2 separate regions of the Homo sapiens genome follow, and region 1 is linked to region 2. Evidence: chromatin loops called from intact Hi-C (ENCODE). Cell type or tissue: breast epithelium. All regions are shown on one strand. Links, peaks and the distances in the headings refer to the core of each region. The heading gives the core; the rest is flanking DNA.

Region 1 (2,819 bases), core at 48-2,547, 54 kb before region 2:
CTGGGCTCCCCGAGGGCCTCAGGCATATTTTCAACACCTTCAATTCCCTTACAAGAATAGTTTTGGGAGTTTCATGTCACTGATAACTTAAATGCTTGATGCTGGTCCACCCGGATGACTACATATGAGTGCACATTGCCCCGTGGGTTCGTGATCACACGTGTCAGTGCACACTGCCATGTGGGTTGGTGGTCAGAGGTGTGAGTGCACACTGCCATGTGGGTTCATGGTCACAGTTGTGAGTGCACACTGCCATGTGGTTTCATGATCACAGGTGTGAGTGCACACTGCCATGTGGTTTCATGATCACAGGTGTGAGTGCACACTGCCATGTGGGTTTGTGGTCACACAGGTGTGAGTGCACACTGCCATGTGGGTTTGTGGTCACACAGGTGTGAGTGCACACTGCCATGAGGGTTCGTGGCCACAGGTGTGAGTGCACACTGCCATGTGGGTTTGTGGCCACAGGTGTGAGTGCACACTGCCATGTGGGTTCATGATCACAGGTGTGAGTGCACACTGCCATGTGGGTTCCTGGTCACACATGTGTGAGTGCACACTGCCACGTGGGTTCGTGGTCACAGGTGTTTGTGTTTGTCTCAGCAGAACAGAGGCAGGCTACCACGGACAGATGCATTCTGGCCATGGTTCCAATGGAGAACCCCGGTGGAACAACCCACCAAACCCACTGTGCCACTGCTGAGTAATGGGGGACTTAGTTTCAGCAAAATGACATCATCACTTATGTTAATTTAGTGCTGTTTGAATTTTACTGGTCGTTTGTTTTGTGTTTAATTTGTATTGGCTTACAGTTCTGTAAGAACAACAATCATAGCTTTTGTGTTTATCTGTGTTTAAGTAAATTATAAAGAATGAGGCTGGGCGCGGTGGCTCACGCCTATAATCCCAGCACTTTGGGAGGCCAAGGTGGGTGGATCACTTAAGGCCAGGAGTTCTAGACCAGCCTGGCCAACATGGTGAAACCCTATCTCTACTAAAAATACAAAAAAATTAGCTGGGCATGGTAGTGCACATCCGTAATCCTAGCTACTCGGGAGGCCGAGGTAGGATGATTGCTTGAACCCGGGAGGTGGAGATTGCAGTGAGTGCCACTGCACTCCAGCCTGCGTGACAGAGCAAGACTCCATCTCACAAAAAGAAAAAAAAAGAATGATTTACTCAACAATTGGTTCTGAGAAATTGGATATCTACATGCAAAATAATGAAGTTGAACCCTTACCTTATACCATAGACAAAAATTAACTTAAAATGGACCAAAGACCTAAACATAGAGCTAAAACTATAAAACTCTTAGAAGAAAACATAGGGGAAAAGCTGCATGACATTGGATTTTGCAATGACGTCTTGGTTTTGATACCAAAAGCACAGGCAACAAAAGAAAAAAAATAGATAAATGGAACTTTGTTAATATTAAATATTTTGTGCATCAACAGACACTTTTTTTTTTTTGAGACAGGGTCCTGCTCTGTTACCCAGGCTGGAGTGCAGTGGTGTGATCTTGGCTCACTGCAACCTCCAGCTCCCAGGTTAAAGTGATTCTCTTGCCTCAGCCTCCTGAGTAGCACCACCACACCCGAGTAACTTTTGTATTTTTAGTAGAGACGGGATTTTGCCATGTTGGCCAGGCTGGTCTTGAACTCCTGACCTCAGGTGATCCACCCGCCTCAGCCTCCCAAAGTGCTAGGATTACAGGTGTGAGCCAATGCGCCCAGCCTGATAGGGAGTTAATATCCAAAATGTATAAGGAACTCCTACAACTCAACAATGAAAAACAAATGAATTAAAGAATGGGCAAAGGACTTGAATAGACATTTCTCCAAAGAAAAACATGAAAGCACATGAAAAGATGCCCAGCATCGCTAATCATTAGGACACAAATGAAAACCACAGCCAGATACCACTTCACACCCAGTCAGATGCCTATAATAAAAAAAAAAAACAGCACATGTTGGCGTGGATGTGGAGACTTTGGTAACTGTGTGCCCTTCAGGGGAAAGTGTAAAATGATGAATTTGCTTTGGAAAATGGTATAGTGGTTCCTCAAATAATTAAACATAGAACTACCATATAATCCAGTAATTCCATTTCTGAGTATATACCTAAAACAATGGAAAGCAAGACGTTGAAGAGATTTGTACACCCATGTTCCTAGCAGCATTCTTCACAATAGGCAAGAGGTGGAAACAGTGCAGTTGTCCATTGACAGATGTATTAGTCAGTTTTCATGCTGCTGATAAACACATGCCTTAGATTGGTTAACTTTTTTTTTTTTTTTTTTTTTTTTTGAGATGGAATTTTGCTCTTGTTGCCCAGGCTGGAGTACAACAGCTCAATCTCGGCTCACTGCAACCTCTGCCTCCCGGGTTCAAGCAATTCTCCTGCCTCAGCCTCCTGAGTAGCTGGGATTACAGGTGCCCGCCACCACGCCCAGCTAATTAAGACTGGTTAACTTATAAAGGAAAGAAGTTTAATTGACTCACAGTTCCACATGGCTGGGGAGGCCTCACAATCATGGTGGAAGGCAAGGAGGAGCAAAGTCATGTCTTATGTGGCGGCAAGGAAGAGAGAGAAATGAGAACAAAGCAAAAGGGGTTTCCCCTTATAAAACCATCAGATCTCATGAGACTTATTCAATACCACGAGAACAGCACAGAGGAAACCGCCCCCATGATTCAACTATTTCCTCACTGAGTCCCTCCCGCAAGTGGGAATTATGGGAGCTACAATTCACGATGAGATTTGGGTGGGGACACAGCCAAACCATATCAACAGATGAATGGCTAAGCAAAATGTGGCCT
Region 2 (2,819 bases), core at 234-2,733:
CCTGTTACCGGTGATTTGTGTTCCCCCAGAAAGATACATTGAATTCCTAATCCCCAGTACCTCAGAATGTGACCTTATTTGGGGTTAGGGTCTTTGCGGTAGTCAATTGAAGATGAGATCATTAGGGTAGGACTTCATACAATCTTACTGTGTCTTTACAAAGGGACTTTTGGACCCAGAGACAGATACAAAGGGAAAATGTCATGTGAAGATGAAGGCAGAGATTGGGGTAATGCATAAGAAATGTCAAAGACTGCCAGCAAACCCCCGGAAGCTAGGAGAAAGGAATGGGACAGATTCTCCCTTGCATCCTTCAGAAGGAACCAACCCTGGCCTCCAGAACTGTGAGATGATAAATGTCTGTTATTTTAATCATTCAATCTGTGGCAGTTGTTATGGCAACCCCAGGAAACAAATGCAGCATCCATCACTCCTCTAACACTCAGGAAGTCTTTCCCTCAGGCCTGTCTCTCACCCTGAAGTCTCCTCCCAATCCTCTCCATCCCATGTCTGAATTTTTCTATTCAGCGATGACAACAAGTCAAGTTGACATCAAGGTGGTGGATGAGTGTGGGCTCAAAGCTGCTGGGGTCCTACATATGCCCCCCAGGCTGGTGCACATTCCTGCTGGCCAGGTCTAGACTTCACTTTGACCCTTTTGTAATCCCTAGGTTGGTGCAGGTATGGAGAAGGGTCAGCTAAAGACTGATGGTCAAGAGTAAAGAGGCTGGGTCCAGGATACTGAGTCCTCTTTCTTTTGTCTTATTTTAAATGTTGGATTTCAGAACCATGTTGCTCCAGCTTCAGGAATGTGTGACTGAAGGTACAGGATCTCATTCAGATTAAGGAAAATATTATAAATTTTCTTGTTATTCACATTTTAAAAATTCCTCTAGGTCACAAATTCATGTAGGCAATAGGAAAATTATATTTATTTTTGAGAAAATACAGAGGCTTTGTTAATAAGTTAGTTAAAGCACAACTGAGTTGAAGAATAAACCCTGTTTTCCCTGAACTAATAGGACTAGTAAGAAATGAAGAGAAGTCTTCAATCCTGAAATGCCCTATAGCATCACTGTTAAACTTAGTTCAATAGATTTGCTGGGAGAGAGAGGTGGGAGTAGACGTGTTGCTTCCCGCCACCCACAAATAAGTTATTGTTATTTATATTTTTATGATTTTGTTAAAATACATGCTTATTGTAAAAATATCAAGCATTATGGAAAAGTATTAAGAAGAAAGTAAAAATCATGTGAAATCCTCCCACCTTGGTATTGCCACCATTGATGTTTTAGAGCACATCCTTTCATGCCTTTTTCTATGCATCTCTTTACCCCCAGTACATTATTTTGCATACATTGGATTTTGGTAAATACTTTTCAAAATTGTGAATCATTATTTCATTTTCCTTTTTCTTTCTTTCTTTTTTTTTTTTTTGCTACATCCACCTCCTGCTACCCCAGGTACACAGTGGTAACATCTTTTCTCCAGGCTCATTTAATCATCCACAAAGTCCCATACATATACTGTAGAGTTTTCAACAAAATCAATGCTTGTCTTTTTGACAATGGAATCAAATCATAACACTTTTCTGTATCTTGATTTCCTCACTTCATACATTACAGCAATTCCCCAGGCCATCTTGTATAACTCACTTGCTCTTTCGTGGTTGCATAGAAGTTCATGGTGTAAGCATACTGCCCTTTGCTCACCCTGAGTGAGGGTCTTTCACTGTGGCCCAGGCATACTCACTGTCACACTCACGTCCCCATACCCCTATGTACTGCTGCTTTTGTGTCCATGGAACAGATTCCCAAGGATGCTATTGCCCAAAGGGATATGCACATTAAAGTTTTAATATATACAGATGAATTGATTTGCAAAAAGATTATTGTCAATTCACGTCCCCACCAGAAGTTTGTGAGAGGATTCTTTGCCCCACATCTTCCCCAATTCTATAAGCAATCTGTCTTTTTTATTTGTGCTTAAACGATCTCTACGGTGTTACACACAAAAGTCATTCATTTAACCATAAGACTTTTATTTTCTGGACCCTGAGGTGCCATTTATCTTTTTTATTTCTTTTAAAATAGTGGCTATTATTATTTTTTTTAAAAAAACAAGTAATGCTTGTTCAATGCAGATAAATTGAAGAACACAGAAAAACTCAAGAAAAGTCTAACCCAAATGCATAATCACCTGTCCACTATTAGCATTTTGATATGTTTTCTGCTAGTTTTTCTTTATGTATATTTTCAGACAGATACAGATTTACAAAAATATGTGTTTTTTTATATATGATTCTGTTGTCAGCTGTTTTTTTCTCTTACCAATACATTATGAACATTTTTTCCATGCTGATACATGTTTTTCTATGGCATAATTTTTAATAGATGAAAATTATTCTATCACATAATTCTTCCTTAACCAATTCCCTGCTGGACATTTCTCTTTTTTCTTTTTTTTTTTTTTTGCTACCATAAACAATACTGGGATGAACATCTTTTTCCATTATGTTAGTTCACTTGTCTGCTGGTCTTCTATAGGTAGAGTTGTTAAGTCCAAGGTGATGACTTTTTCAGGGTTTTCTTTCTTTCTTTTCTTTTCTTTTCTTTTTTTTTTTGAGACGGACTTTCGCTCTTGTTGCCCAGGCTGGAGTGCAATGGCACGATCTTGGCTCACCACAACCTCTGCCTCCCAGGTTCAAGCAATTCTCCTGCCTCAGCCCCCTGAGTAGCTGGGATTACAGGCAGGCACCACCATGCGTGGCTAATTTTGTATTTTTGGTAGAGACAGTGTTTCTCCATGTTGAGGCTGGT

The links. A loop is a pair of places that touch in the nucleus more often than their neighbours do. Peaks named below come from ENCODE experiments on the same cell type or tissue, not always from the same donor. Only the 100,000 strongest peaks of a DNase experiment are listed, where the experiment ranks them.
Region 1: a loop joins it to region 2, with 24 times the contacts of the local background. A loop is called at or near these places in 2 of 110 quality-filtered maps.

What each region holds. Positions count from the first base shown.
Region 1 is chr11:64,415,802-64,418,620 of GRCh38, forward strand. It overlaps LOC105369341 (a long non-coding RNA gene), which reads right to left. Exons shown (of 4, transcript XR_001748069.2): 2 at 2,502-2,564. LOC124902689 (a long non-coding RNA gene) reads left to right here and starts at 2,335. Exons shown (of 2, transcript XR_007062720.1): 1 at 2,335-2,819. RefSeq lists enhancers at 1-395, 396-896. In breast epithelium, for the core only: no CTCF peak of the experiment used is centred there; no DNase peak of the experiment used is centred there.
Region 2 is chr11:64,469,552-64,472,370 of GRCh38, forward strand. No RefSeq gene overlaps it. Among named protein-coding and RNA genes, the nearest start is that of LINC02724, 22 kb to the left of the region's middle. In breast epithelium, for the core only: no CTCF peak of the experiment used is centred there; no DNase peak of the experiment used is centred there.